2 separate regions of the Homo sapiens genome follow, and region 2 is linked to region 1. Evidence: chromatin loops called from intact Hi-C (ENCODE). Cell type or tissue: PC-9. All regions are shown on one strand. Links, peaks and the distances in the headings refer to the core of each region. The heading gives the core; the rest is flanking DNA. Region 1 has its middle 7.5 kb from the start of LINC02351. Region 2 has its middle 27 kb from the start of SYNM.

Evidence for each region. A loop is a pair of places that touch in the nucleus more often than their neighbours do. Peaks named below come from ENCODE experiments on the same cell type or tissue, not always from the same donor. Only the 100,000 strongest peaks of a DNase experiment are listed, where the experiment ranks them.
Region 2: it touches region 1 in a loop (12-fold over the local background); 5 of 110 quality-filtered maps call a loop at or near these places.

Annotation. Positions count from the first base shown.
Region 1 is chr15:98,424,099-98,432,853 of GRCh38, forward strand. No RefSeq gene overlaps it. Among named protein-coding and RNA genes, the nearest start is that of LINC02351, 7.5 kb to the left of the region's middle. RefSeq lists silencers at 4,262-4,556, 4,282-4,576. In PC-9, for the core only: CTCF peaks have their summits at 4,394 and 4,597; no DNase peak of the experiment used is centred there; H3K4me3 peaks cover 754 bases; H3K27me3 peaks cover 3,181 bases.
Region 2 is chr15:99,073,505-99,082,259 of GRCh38, forward strand. No RefSeq gene overlaps it. Among named protein-coding and RNA genes, the nearest start is that of SYNM, 27 kb to the right of the region's middle. In PC-9, for the core only: CTCF peaks have their summits at 3,400 (motif pointing left) and 3,600; a DNase peak (open chromatin) is centred at 3,357; H3K4me3 peaks cover 374 bases.

The DNA of each region.
Region 1 (8,755 bases), core at 572-8,571:
TAGGAGTAGTTCTGGCTTCAGTCAGAGCTGGGTTCAGAGACTCAGTAAATCCCAAGTTCCCAGGTCTCCCCATCTCTCAGCTCCCATTCCACTTTCTGGCCCTGCCCTGTAGTCACAAGATGGCAGCAGCTTTTTCACACTTACTTCTACTCTTTTCGGGCATCTGAGGTTCATTCTGTCTGGACCAGCTCAAGCCAACTTGCCACCCTGCGTGACCCAGGAGAATCCTATGCTCTGACTGGCTTAGGCCTGGGTCACCTGCCTTATTCTAACCACCAGGTAAGAGGCAGAGAGGGATTTCAGGCAAAAATCGGGCTATTCTGGAAGTGGAGAAAATGAATGCAGGAGGCAGATGACACCTGCTGGATGGACTGCCCTCTGATCTGCACTGTGGAACAGCTGCTCCACCTTACAGCTGAGACGCCTCCACCTACATCAGCTTATTGCACCACCTAGCAACACCAGGACTAGGATATCATCATCCCCTTTTCACAGGTGAGGAGACTGAGGCTCAGAGAGTCAAACTTCCCACCCAAGGTCACCTGCTGTGAACACAAAGCCACATCAACATTCCAGCTGTGTTCTGCCACTTAACCAGACTCCCAGTTCTGTGTTTTCTCTTTGTTGTACAGGAAGTGAGGAGAGAGGATGATCACAAACCTGAGAGAGGAGGAGGAGAAAACACAGGAAGGATGAAAAATCCCTGAGGAAGTTTTACCAAGGCGCCGCCCTGCCTCCCCGCCCTGCCCCAGGTGCTGGTCGGTTCATTGCTCTCCATTTAGGAGACTTCTTCCCAGCCTTTTTAGTGGTTTAACAAACATATTCATTTCCATGTCATCCTCACGATTTTGCCACTTGTATTTTTGTTTACTTATTTTCTTAAGTCAACTCATTATTATACTTGCAAACAGTATGTAAATATCAACTTCATAGGGCAACTGTCAATCAAAAGGAGTACCACTTGCCTCAAATAAAAATTAACTTCAGGATCAACAGAGAACTATTAAACTTAATAACAGCCATCCGCACAGCCCTCAAAATCATCTCACATCCAAAGCAGGGTCCTCAGACTCACTCTGGGGAATCAGAGCTACCTGGTCACACCGGAACACTAGCAATCACCATGCTCGTTATTCTGCCACATGCATTCTGCCAGGCATGCCTGCACCTCCCCTGTGTTCTGATATGCAGGGGAGGGAAGGCAGAGGGCCCTAGGAGCAGGAGGCACGTGCAACCCACTCCAAATGCGGCCAGCGTGCTGCGGGATTACAGCCCGGTCCGCATCCCCCCACCACAATGCCACTAGTTCTTCCGCTATCAAAACAGTTTCACTATCAAACTAGGGTATCAGAAATCCTCCCCTAACAAAAAATATTTCCTGTACCCTCTTTGGTTTTATTCCTTTGGGTAAGAGCTCTCGGCTCACTGCAACCTTCACCTCCTGGGTTCAAGCAATTCAGCCTCCCGAGTAGCTGGGACTACAGGTGCATGTCACCACACCTGGCTAATTTTTTTTTGTATTTTAGTAGAGACGGAGTTTCACCATGTTGCCCAGGGTGGTCTCAAACTCCTCAGCTCAGTCAATCCACCTGTCCTGGCCTCCCAAAGTGCTAGGATTACAGGCGTGAGCCACCGTATCCAGCCTAGATCGTTCTTTATAACAGCATGAAACAGGAAGGACCCTAAACATTCAAGAGGAGGAAAGCGGTGGTGTCCACCGTGGTGCAGCTATGTGATGAGATCTTAGGCAGACTTAAAGTATGACGGGCCAGGTGGGGTGACTCACGCCTCTAATCCCAGCACTTAGGAATGCTAAGGCGGGAAGATCACTTGAACCCAGGAGTTCAAGACTGTCTCTATTAAAAAAAAAAGATGATGGTTAAAACACTGGGGTGAAATAGGTAGTTCTCACATTTTTAAAAAAACAGGAATTAAACTGCATGTGCGGTATGATTTCTAGTATAGAATAAAATGCTTCACTTTTAAAGCAAAGTCTAGCTGTATATACACCAATAATAGCATTGTTAGTGGTGTAGTACTTGGGCAGTGTGTGGAAATATAGCAAGATATGACTAATTAAAGGCAAGGGTCCCTGTTCCCACTCCAGGGCCTCCCAGCTGCCTGGGACACCCAGCTCTGCCACTGCACGCCCTACACAGCTGTCACCTGGACCTCAGGCTAGGATGCTAACCCAGGTGTGTGCCGAGCCCATGAACTTCAGGGTTTCTTCATGCAGGACACCACAGCAGCAGGAATGCCACCAGATGTGGCAGAGTCCAAGTTCTCCTGGAGATTCTTTCTAGCTCTTCAGACTTTCAGCTGACACTCACACGGCGCTGATTGCATCAATACTGAGGGCGCTGTGAGCCCTGACCCTGACTTCAGGGAGCTTACAATCCAGCATAAATATCCACAAGTGGACCCCACCTGCCCCTCCTCGGAAGTCCCCTCCTGTATTCATCTCGCTGGCTGCACCTGCATCTGGTCCTTGGGAGCCAAGGGCTGTAGAAGGATAATTTTCTGCCATACCCACGCGTCTGTACCAGTCCTCAGCACAGCACTTGGCCCATGGAAGCCACCAGTGTGCATGGGAAGGATGACTGCATGAACCAGTGTTTTGTTTTGTTTTGTTTTTGTTTGTTTGTGTGTTGAGACAGGGTCTCGCTCTGTGGCCCAGGCTGGAGTACTAAGGTGGGATCACAGCTGACTGCAGCCTCAAACTTGTGGCCTCAAGCAATCCTCCCATCTTAGCCTCCCAAGTAGCTGGGGTTACAGGGATGTGCCACCATGGTCAGCTAATGTTTTCATTTTTTGTAGAGATGGTATCTCACTATGTTGCCCAGGCTGGTATTGAAATCCTGAGCTCAAGCAATCCTCCCACCTCAGCCTCCCAAAGTGCATGAACCAGTTTTAAAACAGTAATTAGAACTTCTATAAGCTGAGAGCATGCTATCCTTAAGTCGGTAGTCCCCGGAGGATGGGGCACCCTGTGGCTGGGAGGATCTTGGGCACCTCTGTTAACCAGTCCCAGCTTGGTTTAACTAGGGGGAGGGCTTCTTGGGCTAGAAGGGCATCTTCCATCCCTCCCACCCCAATTCAAGTACCAGGTCTGCCTCCCCCAGCTCCCAGCTATCTCAGTTCAACCTCCCTGGGGGCAGGTAGGGGCGCCCGGCCCCAGCACGTTCTGTTGGATGTTCCACCTCCTTGTTCCCTCTCTTCCCTCTTCTCACCCCCAGTTCCATTCTCATCGTTGCAAGCCAGGGCCACTGTGAACTTGGCATCCCTGGGACGCTGCACATTTACCTTCATCTTCCCAGCGAATCCTTCCAGAGAGACACTGTCCCCATTTTATAAACGAAGCACACTGGCCCCAGAGTATTTTGGCTGCTGCTGCTGCTGCTGCTGAAAAGAAGCCAAATAACACATCAAAAAAACTACAGATGAAAATGGGGCCAAATTGATGACACAGAACAGAAGGGAGTCCAGATCACAGCTGGATCGGGGGGTGCCTCTTGGCCCATGGCCCCCGTGTTTTCTATAGAATGCCCAAGGGCCAGAGAGGCTAAGAGGGAGAAAGTGGGCGGCCCCCACTGCACCCCCCAGCTTTTGTGCCCGGGTGGGGAATCCCAAGGAATACGTGAGTCTCAAGGCCCCCCACTTTCAACCTGTGGTGAAGGGAGGCAGGGTGCATTGCAGTGGGTTAGTTGAATTGTTTACGTATGTATTTATTTATTTGCAAGTCTATGGGGTTAATGAAGTAATTAGGGAAATCTGGGGTCTGCACTCCTGGACTTACAATGAAAGCTAGACATTTTTTTTTTCGTAATCCCAGCACTTTGGGAGACCGAGGTGGGCGGATCACATGAGGTCGCGAGTTCGAGACCAGCCTGGCCAACATGGTGAAACCCCGTTTCTACTAAAAATACAGAAATTAGCTGGGCGTGGTGGCGGACGCCTGTAGTCCCAGCTGCTTGGAGGCTGAGGCAGGAGAATCGCTTGAACCCGGGAGGCAGAGGCTGCAGTGAGCCGAGATCGCCACTGCACTCCAGCCTGGGCGACAGAGCGAGCGAGACTCAGTCAAAAAAAAAGAAGAAGAAAAGACACGCGAGCCCCTTTGAAGAATAAATCTCAGCTGTGTTATCTGTCTTGTCACAGCACTGAAACGTGGGGATGGGGAGAACGTAGTTCCACGTTGGCACAGATGAGCTGTTTACATCGAGGCGGACGAGCAGGCAGGAGCGTGCAGTCCGTGCGGCTCTGTTTCTTTCCCCTGTTAAGCGCAGAGTTTCTAGCTGCAGCTAAAGACGCCCACCCAGGCCGAGCGCCCTTGGATTCTGTGGGAGGGCGGCCCCGCGTCCACCGCCTGGGGGCACCGACTCGGGGCTGCGGACCTCGGAGCGCGCCCGGCGGGCTTTGGTTTGGGCAAGGCTGCCATCGTGTGGCCGCCGTGGGTATTTCCCTCGGAAAGCGGCCGGGCAGCGAGCAGGCGCCCGCGCCTCTTCTTTTTACGGGAGTCCGCGCTCTCCGCAAGTCTGTCCTGAGATCGCCGTTTTCTCCCACCAGCCAGAATGGGGCTCACTGCTGCAACCCGGGTCTCAGTCTTCTCCAGGGCACCTCCTGGGCCGTGCCCCGAGCCTTGACTGCGGCAGGCGGTGTTTTTTCCTCTAAAGGAAGAACTTGCCTGTCAGGGCAGTCCACAGTCCAAAATGTGACGCATACCGGAGCTCAGGCCTGGTATCAATCTTAGCACAGCATTTCGGGCTGAATAACTCTGTTATGGGAGCTTTCCTGCCTCTACCCACTAGATGTCAGTACCACCTCTCACCCAACTGTGACAACCAAAAATATCTCCAGACATGGCCAAATGTCCAGGGTTAGGAGGCAAAGTTACCCACCTGAGAACATAAGAGGGAGTGTACTCGTTTCCCATTGCAACTGTAAGAAATTATCACAAATTTGGTGGCCTAAAACTGCCAGGATTTCTTACCATACAGTTCTGGAAGTCAGAAGTCTCAAACAGGTCTTGCTGGGCTGAGGTCAAGCTGGTTCCTTCTGGAGGCTCCAGGGGAGAATCTGTTTCCTGGTCCTTTCCACACAGGCGGCCTGCATTCCTTGGCTCATGGCCCCTTCCTTCATCTTCAAACCCAGCAATGGCTGACTGTGTCTCACGCTGCGACGCTCTGATGGTTCTCTGGCAGTCAAACCTTTCTGTGTGTCCCTCATTTAAACAACCCTTGTGATCACACTGGGCCCACCCAGAGGATCCAGGATAATCTCTCCCTCTCACAATCTTTAGCTTAATCGCATCTGAGAAGTCCCTTTTACCAGGTAAGGTAACTGATACGGTTTGGATGTGTCCCCACCCAAATCTCATCATGAATTGTAGCTCCCATAATTCCCATGTGTGGTGAGAGGGACCCAGTGGGAGATAATTGAGTCACGGGGCACCTTCCCCCATACTGTTCTCATGATAGTTAATAGGTCTCAAGACCTACTAACTATCTCAAGTGGTTTCATAAGGGGAAACCTCTTTCACTTGGTTCTCATTTCTCTCTTGTCTGCTGCCATGTAAGACGTGCATTTCGCCTTCTGCCATAATTGTGAGGATTCCCAGCCACGTGGAACTGAGTCCATTAAACTTCTTTTTCTTTATAAATTACCCAGTCCCAGGTATGTCTTTATCAGCAGCATGAAAACAGACTAATACAGTAACACACTCACAGGTTCCCAGGATTCCCATGTGAGCATCTTTGGGGGCTGCCATGAGAAGATACAAGTGTAAGCCTTGACCAGGCTAGAGCAACAGTGCAGATGAGTGACACTGGCCAGTGAGTGGTGGGGATATGCCCTCCAGGAAAGGGACCGCAGTTTCCAGGCCCTAAAACGTCTCATCTGCTGACTAATTTGAACCCTCAAGCTGCCAGTTTACAGACCCTGACTCATCCTCTACCTTTCACCAACGAGAACCCCGGCGACCCAGAAGGAAAGTGATCATCCCAGCCCTCTCTGGAGTAAGGAGCCAGGCTGAAGCCAGACCCCAAGCTCTTCCCAGTCCTGGGACACAAGTCCATGTTACCCACCCTCAAAGGGAAACATTTCTGTGCTGTGGGATTTCAAGCTGTGCATGAGGCCAGGGAGGAAGTGGTGGTCCCCACACCATCTACACTCCACACCCCCCACCAGGGGTTGGAGGCCGGCTGTGAGAATCAGCCCAGGGCCCTGCCTGAGGGGCTGGATGTGAGGGCAACGTGGGCACCATGACTCTCTGGGGACTGACAGGATGAGCTCAGGGGTCTGTCCCTCACTTGGAGGGTGAGACCCCTGTTTGGCTCTGCATTGAGTGTGAGGATATGGAGTGCCAGGGAGGGAGAGAGAAAGAAATGCCTTTGCTATTTTTATTGGCTTTGAAGTCTAAAATGCCAGGCTCACTTGGGCAGTGGTGGGAAGGGCATCATAGAAGTCTTCAAATAGGTTTGGGGGTCCCAGAGTAGAAGAGAGGTGCGTTCCAATTCCAGCTCGGAGTTCTCAGAGAATGAGTGGCCCCAACCCCAGAGCTCAGAAGAGGACTGCATGAGGGTGCAGGGTCAGCCCCACAGCAAAGCCAGGAGTCCCCAGTGGGGACAGAAAAATGATGCTTACCCATGTGGCCAGGGACAGAGACGATGCAGGTTGAGAGCGAGAACTTGCCGGCCACAACGTCACTTCCTGGTTAGGACAGGGGTTTGGGGTAGAAGCATCCGCAGACACCAGCAGGACCACACACCAGGTGTCCAGGGAGCCTGAGACCAGAGACCATGACAGGACAATTGTGCATGTTAGCTCTAGCCAGGGTGGGCCAAGAGCAGATGGCATCTCCTCACCAAGGCCCCTGCCCTTGGAGCTGACCCCAGGAAGAAAGAGGTACCAAAGAAAATCCTACTTGGAGTGAGGTTGGTTGGAAGGTATCTGAATCCACGCGACTACTTTTTCTGCCATCAACCAGAATGGGTGCTCCAGATACAGATACAACTCAGTTCTAGGAAAATCAAGCCCTAATTTTGCACACCTGAGTGTGAACTGTGTAAAGTGAAAATTAAGTATGACAATAGCAGAGGCATGTGATAACGGAGCCCTTTACAGATGGAAGAGTGCTGTCCTGGGTGACATCCATGGCACCCTCACAGGGACGTGCTGGGGCTGGTGTTTCATGCCTGTGGATAGCCAGGACCTGTGGGGCTCAGAGCTGTGCAGTGATCACTCAGCAAGACCTGTCCAAATGTGCCGGGCCAAGTCTTCAAAACACTGTGTGTCCCCTCTCAAGCCGGCTTCATAGGAGAGACAGTGCCCACTTCCCGATCTGTCACCGAGTGTCCCCACGCACCCAGGACCATCTGAAGCACAGGGCTGGGAAGCCGGCGGGGCTCTGCACACACAGAATCCAGGCTTTGCAGGGGTGGGAGCAAAGGCCTCAAGTCAGCTTGGCCTTCCCACAGCACAGGCGCCAAGGCCAAAGCTGCTTGGCCTCCAGAAACCACCTCTGCAGCCCAGGCTCTGGTCCACAGCAAAAGTGGGTGGGATAAAAGTCAGCGCGTGTATTGTGAAATCTGATTTCTTCTGCTCGACTTATGTCTGCAGCATTCAGGGAGCAGGGGAAGGTCTTTCTTTCTCTTTTCTCTTTCTCTCTCCTTCCTTCCTCCCTTTTCTCTTTCCTTCTTTCTCTTTTTCTTTCTCTTTCTCTTTCTCTCTTTCTCTCTCTCTTCTTCTCTTTCTTTTTTTTTTTGAGATGGAGTCTCTCTCTGTTGCCCAGGCTAGAGTGCAGTGGCATAATCTCAACTCACCATAACCACCACCTTCTAGGGTCAAGTGATTCTCACACCTCAGCCTCCCAAGTAGCAGGGATTACAGACACATGCCACCACACCCAGCTAATTTTTGTATTTTTTTAGTAGAGATGGGGTTTTGCCATATTGGCCAGGCTGGTCTCAAACTCCTGACTTCAAGTGATCTGCCTGCCTCAGCTTCCTAAAGTGCTGTGATTACAGGTGTGAGCCACCACACCTGCCCCCTTGTAGTATTTCTTTATGTAGCTTATGTGAATTTAATTTAGACTGATTTTCATGAAGCTACTTTACAAATACAATACTTATAGTTGGTTGTAATACCTACATTAGATGGGACGGATTTTATCTGCTTCTGTTGTTCACACGGTGATATGGTGTGGCTGTGTCCCCACCCAAATCCCATCTTGAATTATAGCTCCCATAATTCCCACCTGTTGTGGGAGGGACCCGGTTGGACATAATTGAATCATGGGGTGGTTTTCCCCATATTGCTCTCGTGGTAGTGAATAATCTCACAAGATCTGATGGTTTTATAAGGGGTTTCCCCTTTCGCTTGGGTCTCATTTTCTCTTGTCTGCCACCATGTAAGACATGCCTTTCACCTTCTGCCGTGATTAACCGAGGCCTCCCCAGCCACGTGGAGCTTTGAGTCTATTAAACCTCTTTTTCTTTATAAATTATCCAGTCTCAGGCATGTCTTTATCAGCAGCGTGAAAACGGACTAATACACATGGAGACCCAGCAGACATTTCCTCAATCGAAGCACCCCTATTGCAAGTTGAGAGCCATGAGGGAATGATCGTAAAAAGAGCCTACCTAGTCCTGTGACTGGCGTCACCTGGGAAGATTATACCGCAATCCGACCCGAGGAGACGCCCTCCCAATCCCATGGAATTGGAACAGAACCTGGGTGCCCAAGGACCCAAAGCCATCTG
Region 2 (8,755 bases), core at 163-8,162, 650 kb after region 1:
AGCTCATCACTTCTGCTCCAGTTTCACTGGCCAAAGCAAGTCACATGGCCAAGCCCAACTGCAAGAGGCTGGGACAGTGCAACCCTCCTGCAGAGAGAAGGGCTGATGAGCAGTTTGCAGAAGAGGAGATGAAGCTGACTTGCAAGATGCGCATTTGTGAGCCTCAGGAAATAAGTAGAGCTGTTTGGGGGCCCAGAGGACAAAGTTTGCACAGAGTTAGGAAGATGGCTTTCCTCCCTACCTCTGCTGCAGCTCCTTAGACAGCACTGGTGGCTTCAGAAAACTCAGGATGCCCACTTATCAGGACTATTGGCATGCAAAGGGGCACATTTCTGTACCCATTGCTTTGCATATGCTGTTTCCTCTGCCTGGGTCTCTTCCCCACCCCACCTCCTCACCTACTTAGTTCCTTCATCCTTCATATCTCATCAATAAGTTCAGTTCCTCTGGGAAGTCTCTCTTATAGCTTCCACTGGATTAGATGCCCTGCTATACTGCATAGCACCCTTTGGTTTTAATTGCCTGCACTTATTAAAGATTATCCTTGCATGTGGATCTGCATGATAATGGGATTGTGCTTATTTTCCCAAAAAGCCTGGAAGCTTCATGAAGGCAGGCTCCAAGACTGTCTCACTCACCTTGCACCCCCAGCACCTGGCACAGTATGAGGCACATCACCAAGTCTCTCCTTAGTGCCAATGAATGCCAGTGAAGACAGGCCATGCAGTGGGGGACTGCAGCTGATAAACAGGACTGTGGGAACATGGGAGGTTCCCCTTCTAGGACTTCAAGAAATAATTTAGGGGAAATTTCCAGGGGTTCAGAGGTCCTGTAGCTGAGGTAGAGTCAAGACAGGAGAGAGTTCATAGGAACGATAAGCAATATTTTATCAGAGGCCCCCCAGAACCCCTGATCCTGAGTCAAGGATCAGGAGGCAAGCAGTTTATATGAGAGGTGATCTCAAGGCCCACAGGCAGGGGACTAGGGAAGGAGGCAGGAATGGGGAGGAAGCCAGCCATTCTCGTTATCAACGTGGCCACTGGAGCACATCCTACCCAGCACACGCATTCTGGGTGTAGTGTAAAACACATGCCTAGAGTTATCCCATCTAAGCAGTGAGGGAGCTGGGGTATTTATACACCGACTCCAGTTGATCATTGATCCAGGGTTGCTCTCAGGGGGCTGCCAAGTGGACAACGGAGATGGCTTCTGCAGCAAGAGAAAACCTCAGATGGAAATGCAGGTGCTGGCAGTTGCAGAGCAATGGGTATGGGCAGGGCACAGTTGGCATGTGCTTCACTAAGGAAGAGTCCATTTACACCATTCTCACTGTGGCATCTCCTATACTGGTGAGAGCCGAGGTTCTACTCTAAGCTTCTCAACATCCATTTTGCATTTTTTGGCTCTCTGGGAGTGCTCTGGGAAGTCCTTACATAGACTCAGGCTAGTCTGGTGTAGAATTTACGTTTACGGCTTGGCCATATCTCTACTGCTATTTCATTCATCATTCATTATTTCACTTTACAGACCCCTCAAATGCTTACTGAATTTCTCTGTTTGGCAGGCACTGACCTAGAGGCTGGGGTACAACAATCAGATAAAGCACAATCTCTGCTTTGAAGTACTTTATAAAGCAGTATTTCCCAGGATTTAGAGAGGTGCTAAATGCCAAACAAGATATTTTGTTAAATAAGTTTGAAAAGCTTTGCAAAATACAACCTCTTCTTGGATAACTGCAAAGCACATTGACATATTAAAGGCTCTGAGAATGTCTGCAGAAAAGATATCTGTTTATTTTACCTAGGATTTTCCACACTTATTTGGCATTGGAGCCCTTTTCTACCAAATTGCCTTTATTAACATCCCAAGGAACTTGAATTCTGTGGAACATACTTTGACAAAGTTATTGGATTTCCATCCAATCCACTGAAGGCCTTAATAGAGAAAAAAAAGGGCTGAGTAAGCAAAAATTCACTCTCTGGTCTTTGAGCTGGGTCATCAGCTTCACTCTCTGGTCTTTGAGCTGGGTCATCAGCTTCACTCTCTGGTCTTTGAGCTGGGTCATCAGCTTCACTCTCTGGTCTTTGAGCTGGGTCATCAGCTTCACTCTCTGGTCTTTGAGCTGGGTCATCAGCTTCACTCTCTGGTCTTTGAGCTGGGTCATCAGTCCTTTGCCTTTGGAATTGGACTTGAACTGGAACTTACATTATTGCCTCTCCTGGTCTCAGGTCTTTGGCCTCAAGACTGGAACAATACCATCAGCTTTCTTGTGTGTCCAGCTTGCCAACAGCAGATCTGGGGACTTCTCAGCCTCCATTATCATGTGAGTTGCTTCTTCATCATATATGATATATCCTGTTGCTTCTGGTTCTCGGAGAACCCTAACTGATACAAATTTTGGCTGAGATTTTTGATGGGATGGTCCGCAGGGCCTCATGGCTCACAGGCTGCTTTATAGATGAATAGCTACAAAGGAAATCTCGAATCCTTCACATTAATTACCTGCCCTGGGATACAGACACTATCTGTCTCCTCATGGAGTCAGAGTTCTTGGTTCTCAGAAACATATAATTTGTATATTCATTAAAAACACTATTTATACATTCTGATGGGAAAAAGTCCAAATAATAGAAACACTGACAGTAATTACACTTAGTTTTGGAGCTAATTTTATTGAAAAATTGTCCTTAAATTGTTTCTTGACTTTGCCCTTAATCATGACGTGTTAAACACTCACAGGAAATCAGCATATGGCTCTTTAATGAACCAGCAGTGCATGACCAAGAAGTGTGGAGGTTGGTGTTTATTTTGAGATCAAAGGGAGAAAAATGAAGCCCAGAGGTATTTGTTTTCAGAAAAAAAAATCACACTCTTGTGTGTGAGGGTGACGGGAATCTTCTTAATTTAAGTTTTCTCCTGACTGTCCTATTTACTCCCACCACTAATCTGAATCTATAAATAGGGTTTAAATATTGCCCCTCTGGCTGTTTACTACACAGTCAATTATTTACTTTTAATTAAGAGATTTCCAAAGAGCATCCTTCCATTTCACCCTTGCAGCCAAACAACAGAGGGTGTGGCCTTTCCACAAAGAATGACTTTCTGTAACTCACATCCAAGAAAAGACACTGAAACAGGAAGAGACTAAGGAGCAGCTCCTCTCTGACTTGAAGGAAAGTCAGGCTTAATGATGATAATTTTTTCCCCCAGAACTTAAAAAAAAGCTGTATGCTCACTACGTGATGCAGGATGAGGCCCGAATCTGGCACAATTCCTGGTCCCAGGTCTGTTCCGTTCGATCCTTGGTTGCTTCCTGCTTGCCTCCGTCCTTCACCTCCCCAAGAGTTCGGCAAAACCCTGGTTGTCGAAATGCTGTAGTGTGGATAACACGCCATCTAGTGGTTAACAGGACAATTGCAAAAATAGCTTCACAGGTCATATGTCAAACTATTCCAAAATTGGGCTTCAGACCTCAGTTATCTATGCCACTGGTCCTCAGGGTTTGCTTCACATGAAAATCACCTGAGGAGCCTTTAAAAATCTGATGTCCAGGCCGTACCCCATCACAATTAAATCAGAATCTCTGGATGTAGGGCCCAGACATCAGCGTTTTTAAAAATCCCCAGGTGATTCCAAAGGGCAGCCAAGCTTGAGAACTGGTGACCTTTGCAACCAAAACAATGGATTAAAAGGTAGAAACACTTTATGCAGTGATTATAAATCACATGTATCATAAAAAACATTTCCTGTATAAAGCATATATAGAGGTTGCTTTTTTCCTTCTTCTTCATACTTGGATTTTATTGATTTTGTTTAGACAGGGTCTCACTCTGTCCCCCAGGCTGGAGTGCAGTGGTGAGATCTCGGCTCACTGCAACCTCTGCTTCCTGGGTCCAAGCGATTCTTGTGCCTCAGCCTCCCGAGTAACTGGGACTACAGGCGTGTGCCACCACGCTCGGCTAATTTTTGTATTTTTAGTACAGATGGGGTTTTGCCATGTTGGCCAGGCTGTCTTGAACTCCTGACCTCAAGTGATCCACCTACCTCAGCCTCCCAAAGTATTGGGATTACAGGCATGAGCCACCATGCCTGGCTTACAGTAGTACTTTAACATTGCTTTTTCAACTTAATATGTTATGGATATCTCATATAGTCAATACGCTAGATCTAACTCATTTTCTTTTTAAAAAACTTTTATTTTAGGTTCAGGGGTATATGCGCAGGTTTGTTATATAGGTAAACTCATGTTATGGAGGTTTGACGTACAGACTATTTTGTCACCCCAGTATGAAGCGTAGTTCCCAATAGTTATTTTTTTCTGATCTTCTTCCTCCTTCCTCCCTCCACCCTTAGGTGGTCCTCAGTGTCTGTTCTCTTTTTTGTGTCCATGTCTTCTCATCGTTGGACTCCCACTTATAAGTGAGAACATGCAGTATTTGGTTTTCTATTCCTGTGTTAGTTTGCTAAGGATAATGGCCTCCAGCTCCATCCATGTTTCTGCAAATGGCATGATCTTGTTCTTTTTTATGGCTGTATGGTATTTCATGGTGTATATGTACCATATCTTCTTTATAAAGTCTACTATTGATGGGCATTTAGGTTGATTCCATGTTTTTGCTATTGTGAATAGTGCTTCAGTGAACATAATGTGCATGTATCTTTATAATAGAATGATTTATATTCCTTTGGGTATATACCCAGTAATGGGATTGCTGGGTCGAATGGTGGTTCTGTTTTTAGCTCTTTTGGGAATCGCCACTCTGCTTTTCACAATGGTTGAACCAATTTACACTCCCATCAACAGTGTATAAGCATTCCCTTTTCTCCACAACCTCACCAGCATCTGTTATTTTTTCACTTTTTAATAGTAGCCATTCTGACTGGTGTGAGATGGTATCTCACTGCAGTTTTTATTTGCATTTCTCAAATGATCAGTGATCTTGAGCTTTTTTTCTTACGCTTGTTGGCCACATATGTCTTCTTTTGAAAAGTGTCTATTCATGTTCTTTGCCCACTCTTTAATTAGGTTGTTTTCTCCTTATAGATGCTGAATATTAGACCTTGCAAATATTTTCTGCCATTCTGTAGGTTGTCTGTTTACTTTGTTGATAGTTTCTTTTGCTGTGCAGAAGCTCCCACATTTTATTAGATCCCATTTGTCAATTTTTGCTTTTGTGGAAATTGCTTTTGGTGTCTTCACCATGAAATCTTTGCCAGTCCCTATATCCAGAATGGTGTTGCTTAGGTTGTCTTCCAAGGCTTTTATAGTTTTGGGTTTTACATTTAAGCCTTGAATTCATCTTGAGTTGATTTTTGCATATGGTGTAAGGAAGGGGTCTAATTTCAATCTTCTGCATATGACTAGACAGTTATCCCAGCACCACTTATCAAACAGGGAGCTCTTTCCCCATTGCTTGTTTTTGTCAGCTTTGCCAGAGATCAGATGGTTGTAGGTATGTGGCCTTATTCAATGCTATTCCTATCAAACTACCAAGGACATTCTTCAGAGATCTAGAAAAAACTATTTAAAAATTCATATGGAACCAAAAAAGAGCGCAAATAGCTAAGGCAATCCTAACCAAAAAGAACAAAGCTGGAGGCATTACCTTACTCGACTTCACATTTTACTACAGGGCTACAGTAATCAAAACAGCATGGTACTGGTACAAAAACAGACATTTAGACCAGTGGAACAGAGCAGAGAGCCCAGAAATAAGGCCTGATTTTCAATAGCTGTGAAAAATGAAAAAGCATCCGTAAATATGTGTCCTTTGAGGTATAACATCCACCAGTGGATTTCTTTGGTTAGATGGTGTATATGTTTGACATTTAACCAAAGCTTCTGGCCAGCGTTCTTCATCCAAAGGACAGCAATTCACTCTCCCACTAACACTGTATGAACTGTTCCATCTACACCTTCATAAGCACTGAATGCTATCAAGCTTTTTAATTCTTGCCAATATGATTTGTGAGAAATGCTATCATGTTACCTTATAAAATACATTGCATTTCCCTGTCTAGTGAGTCTGGGGATCTTTCATTTATTGACCATTTTCATTTCCCTTCCTATGTATTGCCCAGTCACGTCCTTTCTGCATATTTCTATTGGGTAAGTTTTTTTCCTTATCAGTTCCAAGAGCTCCTTATATATTACAGATATTAACTCAGAAATCAAGAATGTTGCAGATATTTTCCCCAATCTGTTCTTGTGTTTTAACTTTTATTACTTTTTATTTATTTATTTATTTGAGACAAGGTCTTGCTCTGTTGCCCAGGCTGGAGTGCAGTGGCCCAATCACGAACTCCTGGGCTCAGACAATTCTCCCACTTCTGCCTCCATGCCTGGCTAATTTATAAATTTTTTTTGTAAAGACAGGGTCTCCCTAGGTTGCCCTGGCTTCTCTTGGCGTCCTCAAGTGATCCTCCCACCTTGGCCTGGCAAAGTGTTGGGATTACAGTCATGAGTCACTGCACCTGGCCATGTTTTAACTTTTTATAGTCAAGCTTGTCTTTTCTCTTCTGGATTCTAGATTTCCTGTTATGCATAAGCAATACCCCCCACCCATGCCATGCTCCAATCTTGAAATTATACACATTTTCTCCTAAATTTATTCCATTTTTTTATTTTTCATTTAGGGTTAATTCATTCATAATGATTTTATTCATGGCTGGAGGTGTTATTTTCCAGATCAATAACCAATTATGTTAGCAGTATTAATTAAATAAATCATCTTCTCTCCCACTGAACTAAAATGCCATCTTTATCATGTATTAAATTTGAATATATACTCAGATTTTTTTTGACTTTCTGGTCTTCTGATCTGTACACTTATTTATAAGCTAAAGTCATACAGTTTTAAAATTATTATATTAGTTTTCTAGAAAGTTTTAATAGCTGGTAAGGGAATCCCACCCACTGTCTTTTCACAATTAAATATTTTTGTTGTCAGTTCTAAAACATTTAGAATTTCTCCAATATAAATGCTAAGTACTTTTTGTATAGCCCCAGGAAAACACCATTGATATTCTGATTGGAATTAATTTAAGGTACATATTTATTTGGAAATCACTGACATTTATGATGATTAATTCTTCCCATTCAAGGACATCCTGTGTCTCACAATTAGTTGAAATATTGTTTTTACACCCTGTAACAAAATGTATAGCTTTCTTCATGGAGGTCTCATAATTTTTGGTAAATTTTAACAGTTAATTTTTCTAAGTAAATAATATAATGGCTATACAGCACTTAACCCAAAAATCCAGTGTGTAGTAACTATTACAAATGTTAGGTATTAAAATTATTGTTGTTATTTTGATTATTAGCTTTACTTATTCTCATTGAGTAAAATCATAGAAAATATAAAGCTTGAAAAAGCTCTTTGCTGGTTAACTCACATGGACCCTCGATATTGTAAAAATGTAATTTCTCCCCCAAAATTGATCTATAGAATCAATACAATTCCAATAAAAATTCTAGGAGATTGTATGTGTGTGTGTAAATTCACAAGTTGCTTGTAAAATTTATATAGAAAGACAAAGAGCCAAAAATAACCAAGCCAATCTTGAAGGAAAATAAGAGGACTTATACTAGAGGATATTGAGACTTCTTATGAAGCTCAATAATTAAGACAATGTGGTATTTGGAGCAAGATTAGACAAATGACGAATAGAACAGAATAGTCTAGAGGTACACACACATGCTCAATTTATGACAAAAGTGACAAGTCGGAGCAATGGGAAGGTATGATCTTTTCAATAAACAGTGCTGGGTCAATTAGAAATCAATGTTTATGTTAATCTCTATAAACATTTTACACTAAAATCAGTTCCAGATGGATTATAAATCAAAATATAAAAGGTAAAACAAGAAAACATATAAAAGACAATATAGGAGAATGCCTTCATGACCTTGGGATAGACAAAGATTTCTTTCACAGGATACAAAAAAACAAAAGAAAGTAAAATATTGGCTGGGCATGGTGGCTTATGCCTGTAATCCCAGCACTTTGGGAGGCTGAGGTGGATGGATCACTTGAGTTCAAGAGTTCAAGACCAGCCTGGCCAACTTGGTGAAACTCTGTCTCTACTAGAAATACAAAAATTAGCCAGGCATGGTGGTGGGCAACTGTAATCCCAGCTACTCAGGAGGCTGAGGCAGGAGAATAGTGTGAACCCAGGAGGTGGAGGTTGCAGTGAGCTGAGATCACAGCACTGCACTCCAGCCTGGTTGACAGAGCAAGACTCCATCTCAAAAAAGAAAAAAAAGTAAGTAAAGCATTAATAAATTGACCTATATTAAGATTAAGAACTGTTTATTGAAAGGCACCATTATTTGGCTCAGCATAAGAAAATCAATCAATGCAATATACCATATTATTGGAATAAAAGAGAAAAAACAACATGACCATCTCAATATATGCAGAAAAAGCATTTGACAAAATCCACCGCCCTTTCATAATAAAAACACTCAACAAACTAGGAATAGAAAGGAACTCCCTTAACCTGATGAAAGGCATCTATGAAAACCCCACAACTAACATCATTCTTAATAAAGAAAGACCTAATGGTGAAAAGGCAAAAGATCTAAGATTCTCCTAAGATCAAGAACAAGGCAAAGATGTCCATTTTCATTATTTCTATTCATCATTGTCCCAAAGGCTCTAGCCAGGGCAATTTGGAAAGAAAGTAAACTAAAAGGCATCCAGACTTGAAAGGAAGAAGACTATCTCTATTTGCAGATGAGATGATCTTG